Regions from separate parts of the Homo sapiens genome. Here region 2 is linked to region 1. The links are chromatin loops, found by intact Hi-C in ENCODE. Cell type or tissue: endothelial cell of umbilical vein. All regions are shown on one strand. Each heading gives the region's core, and the rest is flanking DNA. Links, peaks and the distances in the headings are about the cores only.

Region 1 (5,377 bases), core at 259-5,258:
ATGGTTGCATTCTTTTCAGTTTCTGATTAGCTCTTCCAAAGGAGGCAATCAAATACACATTTATCTCAGTGAGCAGAGGGATAACTTTGAATAGAATGGGAGGTGGGTTTGCCCTAAGCAGTTCCCAGCTTGACTTTTCCCTTTAGCTTAGTGATTTGGGAAACCTGAGACTTATTTTCCTTTCACATTGCCCAGAGCTCTGGGTTTCTCTATCTCAGTGTCTGTCTGGCCTGCACCCATCACCAAACCAGGTTCCTCAACCTGCAGTGGCCCGCTTTGATCCCCTGGTCAGTGTCAAAGCTCACAGTACTTCCCTAGGCTTCTATCAACCTCAGGATTGCCTACCCTTGCTGGAAGCAGTAAAACAGCTGCAGCTGCAAAAGGTGGGGGCAGGCCAGGGGAGAGGTGGCATCCCAGGGAAGTCCCAGGTACTGACCATGTGTCCCCCTCCCAGGTACTCTGCTGGGGTGTGGATGCTGCACCATTTCCTGTTCTGCATCTGCATAGCATCTACACATTGCTCTCAGACCTTGGACTAGGTGTGGTGGGGACCCCCTTTCTTATCTCCTACACAGGAGAACAGTCTCTGTGAGAGTCAGTCCTGCTATAGGACAAATCCCGCTTTGGTGCCTGTGGCCTAGCTCCCTCCGTGCCTGTGAGAGAAGGGGCAGGGGCCTGGGTCCCAGTCATGGCTCTGCTGACCATGGGACAGTGGCTGCTGTGATCCTCCAGGGCTCTGTGGACTCATTTTAAACGCAAGGGGTGAGGCCAGGTATGGTGGCTCATGCCTGTAATCCCAGTACTTTGGGAGGCCGAGGTGGGTGGATCACCTGAGGTCAGGAGTTCGAGACGAGCCTGGCCAACATAGTGGAACCCCATCTCTACAAAAACACAAAAATTAGCCGGGCATGATGGCGGGTGCCTGTAATCCCAGCTACTCGGGAGGCTGAGGCTGGAGAATCGCTTGAACCCGGGAGGCAGAGGTTGCAGTGAGCTGATATCGCACCATTGCACTCCAGCCTGGGCAACAGAGCAAGACTGTGTCTCAAAAAAAAACAACGAAGGGGTGGATTTGGTCCAGGTCTTCAACCCTAGTTGCACATTAGAATCAATCACCTGAGAGATGTTTAAAAATACCCATGCCTGATCCTCCTCACAGACCAATTAAATCAGAACCTCCAGCAGGGAGGAACGGGTCTGTGGCTAATAAAACGGCTCAGTTGATTCTCACATATGGAGAGGGCTTGAGAAGCCCCGGATTAGGGGATCTGCAAGGGCCTCCTATGTCTGACGTTTGCCACTCTGTATATGACAGAATCATAGGGTCCCTGGGCTCTGGGTGCTGGTGGACCCTCCCCCAACACATGGAACCAAGCAAATGGAAATGAAACAGCACTGGATGACGCTTTGCATCTGCATAGCACTTTGACCCATGTGATTTCCGTAAAATCCCATGGCAAATTGGACCCCTATGATTACTTCTAGTGGAGAGGAAGGAAAAGAAACAAGGGCCAGCCAGGGAGAGGTCTCCCCAGGCCTTGCCAGCAGCCTGCCTCCCAGTCCTTGGGCTCAGCCAAGCCTCTTCATCTCTTTACAGAGACAAGGGAGCGCCTGCCCTGTGCCAGGCACTGCAGCAGGAAGGACTACGTCAGCAACATAGCACACACGCACGGCCCCTGCCCTCAGCAGGGGAGGAGAGCGACGCACAGGAAAACATCTTAAATGGTGTGATAGGCATCATGAAGGACGCCCACAGGGTGCCATGCAGAGAACAATGGTGGTGGCAGGAAGCCCCACAGGGAGGTGACATTTCAGTGAAGAGCTGTAAGGTAAAAGCCGGCAGCCCCCTGCAGAGCCAGGAGGCTCACGAAGGAAGAGCACAGCTCATGCAATCCCCTGAGGTCCCCCTGGAGGGGGGTCCAATGACACCTGGGGATGAGAAGGAAAGTCATCCTTTCCCTCCACCACATGGTGGGGCTTCTGGCTTATGGACAGGAACCCACTCCCACTGGGCAGCGACGTGCCTTAGGAAAAGGAAGAACAAACCCCCTAACTGGCTGAGGGCCCAAATGCCCCGCTGGCCTCAGGAGCCAGGGCTCTTTGAGGGTACCCTCCGCCGCCAGGCCCCAGCTGGGCCCGTATTGACCGTTTGGGCTTGCTGCTGCCTCCACGCCCTGGCTGCCCACCTCAAAGGCTCCCAGGACTCCACGGCTCAGGCTCCCTCTTGCAGGCAGCTGCTCCTTCCTGGGGCCAGGCTTCCCTTTACTCTGCAGAGGGGAATGGGTGCTGTTTTCCTTCCCCTCACAAAGCATCTTTCTGACTGCCCACCTCCTGCCCCACACAGTTTGAAAGGCTGATAGTTTCGAGATTCTGAATGAGGCTTCTGCAGAGGCCTTCTTGTGCTCCACAAGAAGGGCTGGGCAAGAATTTCAACCACGCTGCTAATTTCAGTCCGTCACTGCGGTGGCAGCTTCATATTTTCCCACTAGATGGGGTTCTTGATCTCTGCAGCTAAAGATCAGCTAGCTAGAGAGAATTCCAAATCATTTAATTTGGCTCTGAAGGCTGCTTAGAAATTTTATTCAAAGCAGAGGGAAATCTTTTATAGGAAGTGGCCAAAGGCTGAAATTGAAAAAAAAAAAAAAAAAACCCTAAAAATCTGGTTTCTGTATCTTCCTTAATTAGCAAAGGTGATAAAGGGTAATAAGTGAAAATGTTTGCAAAGGAAACCTAGCAAATCTGAAATACAGATGCAAATGGAGTGAGCTAGAAATGATTTCTCTAAAGAGCCATTTTGAACAATGCTGTAACTGCTTCTTCCCTTTGAGACAGCCAGAAGCATTGACCCTGGACATTCAAGCTGAAAAAAATATCCTTTGGTCTGGTCATTATCACCATTCTGCTTGATCAATGGTAGCCTGGTTCTCATTGATCCACTCCAGCCCCCAGACACACAAGAGAGGTAGCACAAGGTAGACGCATAGTGAAGCCACTATGAGCCAAAGGCAATTATGTTTTTCCAGTGCAAACTCATTTTGCTCAGTTCGGGAAACAGTTATATCTTTGAAGTCATTTAGCATGAATATTTCTCTTCATCATCAATAATAAGCACCTCTCTTGTCCCTTCCTCTGTAGGAAGGCTTTCTCTGACGTTTTTAGGCAGAGTTGAGATGGTGCCAGAAACAGCAAGAACAAAAAGATACTAACACTAACCCTGTCTTCAAGAGTCTATATCTTAGCCCAAGAAATAGCACTCTTCCCAGAAAACAGTAGAAGATACACATTATTTACATCATCTTAGAACTTTGCATGGATAAATGAAATATTTGACGAATAAACTCAGACCTTTGTATTTAGAAGTTAGAATTTTCCGTAGATATAAAACCAGTTTTAAAGAAGCTTCCCTTTTGAAGTGCCATAACAGAATTGCACAAGAATTATGGACAAAATTATGTAGACAAAAACACATGATCAGCTTTTACTGCTGACATTTTCATTTACTGTGGTGTCGTTTGTGGGACCCCCACATTTCTCCAGAATTGGGGATATTTTTTAACAGGCAGCCCTTGGTCACTTGGTCACAGTGAAAACAAACATCTTTGAGCACTTGGTCATTGTATGTCACAATTTTCAAATTTACAGCCACCAGCGTATCCTACTGGGGCGACTGGGGGAATCAATACTGGGCTTTATTCTTATTATATACTTGGAACAGGTTCAATGTAGTCCCTTAGGAAGTAATATTAGAACTTCAATCACACGGGAAGGGAGGCTTTAAGAAAGTTGCTTCTGTTAACACACTCCTCCGTCCTGGTCACAACCAAAACATATATATTCAGCCCAAATTTGGCATAAATTCTGCGTAAATTATATATACTTTCAGCAGTTCTACAAACATTTTTCAAGAAGACTGGCTGTATAACAGAACCTCTTTCTTTCCAGAAAGCAGCTTTGGCCATCCTAAAAAATGCAGTGGACTAATCCAGATGAGCCCATCAATTTGCCTAGGGGTCACTGCTTGTGCCACCAGAAAGATACTCGCAGAGAGACCCTCAACAACTGGGGCTATGTTGTTCCATCCCAGAATGAAAACTAAAACTAGAGCTGCATTAGCACTTGCTGAGGTAAACTGAATTCCTTGGTTCTATGCAGATCTTGCCTGTGTATGGATGACTAGAATCAAAAGGCTACCAATGTCTTCTGAGATGCCAGAAGTCAGAAATAATCCCAGCTAAATGAAAAATACCAGAAATGCTACCAAAAAAATTGGCCACAGCAAGTACAGAGCTGTAGAATCTTCAACTCTTCAGAACCCCCCTGGCCTGAGCTGTGTGCATAAGGCCAATCACAGGCACAAATTCACTCTATAGACACTAGTCAAACATTGTAGTAGACAGAATAACAGCCCCTAAAGACGTCCACACATGAATCCCTGCAACCTGTGAATATGTCACACCACATGGTAATGTTACATATGCGAATATGTTACACCACATGGTAAAGGGAATTAAGGCTGCTAATCAGGTTAAGATGGGGGGATTTTCCAGATTATCTTTCTTAAAAATGGAAGAGGGTGGCAGGAGAGGGCAGAAAAATGAAATGTGAGAGAGACTCAGCACACCATTGCTGACTTTCAAGACAGAGGAAGGGGCCAGAAGCCAAGAAATGCAGGTAGCCCCAAAAGCTGGAAAAGGAAAAAAAAAAGAAAAAACAAACAAACAAACAAACAAAAACTCAGATTCTTCCCTAGAGCCTCTAGAAGGAACTGAACCCTGCGGACACCTTGATTTTTAGCCCAGTGAGACCTGTGTTGGACATCTAACCTAGAGAACTTCATATTGCTTTAAGCCACTAAGTTGGTGATGATTTGTTCCAGCAGTAATAGGAAATCAATATAAGCACCTTCTATGACCAGGCACTGACCCTGCCAATGCAAATATGCCCGGCATTCCAGAGACACATAGTCCAGTAGGGAGAGAAAATTCTGCACATGCAGGTAAAGCAACATGCTATGCACTAAACATGCATGTACCAAGCCCTGAGGGAGCACTGAGCTGATGGTGCTCCCCTTTGCCTGGGGGAGCCAAGGAAGGCTTCCTGGAGCAGAGGAGACATTTCAGCTTAACCTAGAAGCCTGATAGAAGGGGTCTGTACTATTCTGGACTTACATGGTCCCAGGGCCTTTTATTTAGACATGAATGCTGAAGAAGGAAGCAGTTTTTTATTGTCCAGGCTGGTCTAGACCCTTGATCCTCAAAGTATGGTCCAGGAGTCACGTGGGAGCTTGTTAGAAATGCAGAATCTCTGGCCCAGCCCAGCCCTACCAGGAGAGAATCTTCATTCTAACAAGATCCCAGGGGATTCATAGGTGCATGAC
Region 2 (5,377 bases), core at 102-5,101, 53 kb after region 1:
TAGACAGCGTGCGATGGAGTGGACAAGTCTCAGGCAGCCTGCAAGAGCCACTTTACTCCCACGTGATGGAAGAAGCAACAAGTGAAGGAAGGTCAGCAGGAGCATAGGAATGTTACTTACCCAGTGCACTGTTGTGTCTGGAGTTGGTTCCCTCCAGTGGGTTCGTAGTCTCACTGACTTCAACAATGAAGCTGCAGACCTTCACGGTGAGTGTCACAGCTCTTAAATGTGGTGCAGACCCAAAGAGTGAGCAGCAGCAAGATTTATGGAGAAGAGCAAAAGAACAAAGCTTCCACACACAGAAAGGAACGGCAGCAGGTTGCCCCTGCTGGCTGGGGTGGCCAGCTTTTATTCCCTGATTTGTCCCTGCCCATGTCCTGCTGATTGGTCCATTTTACAGAGTGCTGATTGGTCCATTTTACAGAGTGCCCATTGGTCCATTTTACAGAGCTCTGATTGGTCCATTTTACAAACCTCTAGCTAGCTACAGAGTGCTGATTGGTGCATTTTACAAACCTCTAGCTAGCCACAGAGTGCTGATTGGTACGTTTTTACAGACGCTGATTGGTGTATCTTACAGTCCTGTTGTAAGACAGAAAAGTTCTCCAAGTCCCCACTCTACCCAGGAAGTCCAGTTGGCTTCACCTTTCAATCCCCCCTCTAAACAGGACACCCCAGCTGCTGTTGGGAATTGAGCAATGACCACTCTAGCTACTTCCTGCTGGATAGGGGCGAAGAAGGGGCCCTGCAGTGGTAGTGTCCTCCAGAGGGAAACTCTCCAGGCCAGCCAGAGGGCCAGTGGTTCGATCCAGGGGTCCTTGGTAGAAGTTGAGAGTTGAGCTCATTTGGGGTTCCATTTGTAAGACCATCTGTAGCTTGATGGCCTTGATCCTGGAGGAAGCAAATTTGACAAGGAGGTTAAAAATACAGGGCCTGAAGGTGAGTAATAGCAAGATGGCTGTCACGGGGCCTAGAAAGGGGAAAAGGCATGTCGCCCAACTCCAGAGGTTGGTATAAGAGTTTGAAGGGCATTGTCTGATTTCAGAAGCTTTTTTCTGTAAACGCCGGGTAGTGTCTCATACTATCCCTGACTGGTTAGTGTAAAAACAAAACTCTTCCCCTAAGAAGGTGCAAAGTCCTCCTTTCTCAGCAGTGAGGAGGTCTACGCCTCGGCGGTTTTGGAGAGTCACTGCTGCCAAAGAGTCTATTTGGGACTGTAGAGTAAGGATAGATTTTGTTATTTCTTGCAAACTGTCTGAGAAATCCTTTGACAGTGTGTGGTAGTAGGATAATGAAGTAGATAAATCTGGTATTCCGGTTCCTGTAGCAGTGGCCATTCCTAACCCTATAAGTAGGAGTATTAGTTTTATGGCCCTGCGCTGACTGGACTTGAGCTTTGAGGGGAACTGATAGAGTCTGATTTCCGTAAGATTAGAAGTTAGGACAATACATGTTACACTGTTAACTTTTAGCAAACTTTACTTTTGTTGAAAACCTTGTAAGTTTGGGATTTCCATTATTCTTTGCTATTAATAAGACCTCGTTTAGTCCATATTAACTTAGAATTGGTATAAATGGCTCCTTCCTGATTCTGTAAGTACTTTAAGGTTTAGCTGAGTGCAAACAGCTCTTGAGCAGACCAATTATTAGGCAATTTTCCTAACTCTGCTTCTACAAGAGTTTCCTTATCACTTACTGAATACCCATTTTGTCTTTTTCCCTTAATTGCCCAGGAGGAACCATCTATCGTCCTGTCCTGAAGGGAGTTCCTCCTAGATCTGGTCGGACCTTCGTATGGTAATTAATTAAGATTTAGATCCCCTGTTAGGAACCTGCTGGGTTAAGGATTTTTGATAGGAAGGCTATGGGTTGTCAGTGGCCTCAGTGCTTTCGGGCTGTGCCCTTGTTTACACTGACAACAAGGTGGTATTGGAGTGTTACAGGGTCACGGAGAAGACCTTCAATTATCAATTACAGGTTTTAAATTTACCCTGGCTTTTAAAGGAATAGGGTACACTGTTTTTTCTTTACTACTTTTATCTCTCTCTCTTTCTCTCTTTCCTTCTCTCTTTGACTTTCTGTCTCTCTCTCTCTCTCTGTCTGACTTGTCTCTCTGTCTCTTCCTCTCTATCCTTCTATCTTTGACTTTCTGTCTCTGTGACTCAGACAGAGGTTCTTGGCTCTCACCTCTGCCTCCACCTTTAACAGGTAGGAGCAAAGGTTTACCCTCCCACCCCCAGATGGTGATAAGAACACATGGGCCAACCTTAGAGAGAGGTACAAATGAACTCCAGTTCTATTATGGGTTAAAGACTCTCGTGGTAGAAACTAACTACCGTGTTTAACATGATTTATAAGGAAAATACTTTCCAACTTCCAAACATGCAGGACTAATTTGTAAATTCCTTTATGCACTTATTTATTTAAAATTAATATAGTTTATGATTATGCCTTCTGAAAATATACGGAGCTCTTAACTAAAACCCAAGTAAAGAGGTAAAGCATGCTTATTAATAAAAACCCAGAAAAACAATAATTTTAAGAGACTGTAGTAAAGGTTATCAGGCAACTAGGACAAATTGATTACTGTAGTTGAGGACAAGATCTACTACCAAGACTCCTGGCAGCTCAGTGTGGTGAAACAAATGTCCTCTATGGTTTCCCTACAGGCTGGTGACCCAAGGACTGGCTGGGAAGAGGGAGCTTACTGCTAAAGAATCCAGGGCATAGGCAGCTGCTTTAACATCGCTGGGCCTGTTTCTCTCCTCTGTAAAAATGATGGGATTCACCAGATTACATTTAAGGTCATTTTTAGTTTTAGAAAGTTGTGATTCATTCTTGATTCATTGATCAATATTTTTAAATGTCCCAGTTCATTCTGAGAAGCAATTTATTTTTCCTGGTATTAATTTGTAGGGGAAATGTGTCACAGAGTTCTTGATATCAGGCACACTGAGTCACTCAACTAACAATGTGCTCACTACAGTTTTGCAAAGAATACAGAACTGCACATTTAGAAAGCTTTTCCTGTATCTTCCCTTTATAAAACTTGAGGACAAAAAATATAGATGAGCTCAGTGCTTCCTAAAGTTTGTTCCATTGGTACTGCGAGACACAACTTGAAAATTTTAAATGAAAATAAGGAGGAAAATTCACAATGAATATTAGCTTATCCAGGTGCATAAAGATAGGTAGGAAAGACTTTTTTAAACCCAAGTTTTCTCAAAACTTCATTTGCATTAAACCAGTTTAATACCTAATATAGCTCACATTCTGAAGAACTCACTTTAGAAAATGTTAACGTTCCATTTCTCTTTACTTGCTTCCAGCAAAAATGTTCAAGAGATTTGACCAGGAATGTTGCCTCCAGCTCTTCATCTCCCACTCCAATGGGGCTTTTGGCTTTTCCACTCCGGTGAAATGACTCTGAACAACGTCAATGAAAACCCTCATGCTCTCAATCCCATAGGTTTGTGCCTGTACCACCTTCCACAGCCTACTAGCTGAATTCAGCTGATGGCTGCTCCTACATTCTAGAAGCAGTCTCTTGTCTTGGCATTTGTCTGGTTGTACTTTCTGTTTCCTCGTCCATCACTGCCCTCCTTCCCAGCCTCCTCTTTAAAGTCTGGCCAGACTTCAAAGTCAGGCTGTTCCTCTGTGTGCTGGGTCTTCTCATTTCTGCCTCATCTATCTACACCTTTCCTCTGGGTCATCTTTTCCTTCCCTGCAATGTTAAATGCCATATTTGTGCTGACGGCTCCACAATTTGGTCTCCAGCCCAACCCTCTTTGTCATATTTTGTTCCCCCTTTCTCACTATGCCCCTAGAAGACGCATTACACTTTTCTGCGTTGGGGCTTCAGACTTGCTGAATCCTGTTCCTGAGACGCTGGGCTTGTGGCTTTTCTTATTTCTTCTTTTGTCATCTTAAGTGTCACTTTTTCAGAAAGGCTATATCTCTGACTCTTCCTCATCTAACATAGGCACCCTGCCAATCATTCTCCATCACATATCCTATTTATTTTCTTTTTAACATTTGTTCAAACTATCAACGTTTTGTTTATTCGTGACTTTTTTGATTATTTGTCAAACAGGTTCCAAGAGTGCTGAACTATGTCTGTTTTCCCAAGTACCTAGCATACTGCCAGATGCACTGTAGGTCCCTGATAAATTTTTGTTGAATAACTAAATGAATATGGTTCTTCTGATTTCTTAAGCTAACAGAGTCCTCCTCATGCTGTTTTCTGGTGATCTAGGTATACAGTCTACAACAGAGCTCTTAGAGGTCTCTCCAAAGTATCAAAGCTTCAAGGGAGGTGATATAGTTTGGATATTTGTCCCCTCCAAATCTCATGTGGAAAATTGATCCTCAGTGTTGGAGATGGGGCCTAGTAGGAGGCATTTGGGTCATGGGGTGGATACCTCATGAATGACTTGGTGCCTTTCTTGCTGCAGTAATGAATGACTTCTCACTCTATTACTTACAGCGAGAGCTGGTTGTTAAAAAAAAGAGCCTCCAGACTGGGCGTGGTGGCTCACACCTGTAATCCTAGGACTTTGGGAGGCTGAGGTGGGTGGATCATGAGGTCAGGAGTTCGAGACCAGCCTGGCCAATATGGTGAAACCCCCTCTCTACTAAAAATACAAAAATTAGCAGGGCATGGTGGCAGATGCCTGTAATCCCAGCTACTCAGGAGGCTGAGGCAGGAGAATCACTTGAACCTGGAAGGTGGAGGTTGCAGTGAGCCAAGATTATGCCACTGCACTCCAGCCTGGGCAACAAGAGCAAGACTCCATCTCAAAAAAAAAAAAAAGCCTCCCTCCCCATCTCTCTTTAGCTCCCTCTCTCACCATGTGCCATGCTTCTTGTACAGCCTGCAAAACCATGAGCAAAATACACCTCTTTTCTTTACAAATTACCCAGCCTCAGGTATTTCTTTATAGCAATGCAAAACAGACTAACACAAAAAGTTTGAGGAAGAGGTGGATGACAAACAATTCCCAGTCTACTTCTCTGAAGAGTTCCCTAAATGCCAATTCTGGGACATTATATTTTCCTGAGATGGCCACAAACATGCCTCCCAGCCCACATCATCTTCTTTAAAATATGACTTTGACATTCCTCCTGTTGATTGGTACGGTCTATATTCCAATATTGAATCTAGGCAAGTTTATAACTTTAGCAGAAATGATACTATGTCTTACAATTTCCCTTGAACAAAGAAACAAACAAGAAACAAGGCTACATCATAAAAGGCAACACAGCCTCCACCTGGTCTTCTAGTGATGCTTTCTCTTGAAACCTAGCTACCACCCAAGGAGAATGTTCAAGCCGCTATATGCAGAGGCGATGTTTAGGTGTGCTGGACAATAGCCTC

What was found. Peaks named below come from ENCODE experiments on the same cell type or tissue, not always from the same donor. Only the 100,000 strongest peaks of a DNase experiment are listed, where the experiment ranks them.
Region 2: it touches region 1 in a loop (2.7-fold over the local background); 12 of 110 quality-filtered maps call a loop at or near these places.

The regions. Positions count from the first base shown.
Region 1 is chr13:51,146,682-51,152,058 of GRCh38, forward strand. It overlaps a transcript of C13orf42 not described here. Among named protein-coding and RNA genes, the nearest start is that of C13orf42, 38 kb to the left of the region's middle. RefSeq lists an enhancer at 1,587-2,478. In endothelial cell of umbilical vein, for the core only: a CTCF peak has its summit at 2,473; DNase peaks (open chromatin) are centred at 1,650 and 2,450.
Region 2 is chr13:51,199,927-51,205,303 of GRCh38, forward strand. It overlaps LOC107984554 (a long non-coding RNA gene), which reads right to left and starts at 156. Exons shown (of 2, transcript XR_007063803.1): 1 at 121-156. In endothelial cell of umbilical vein, for the core only: no CTCF peak of the experiment used is centred there; a DNase peak (open chromatin) is centred at 2,945; H3K27ac peaks cover 698 bases.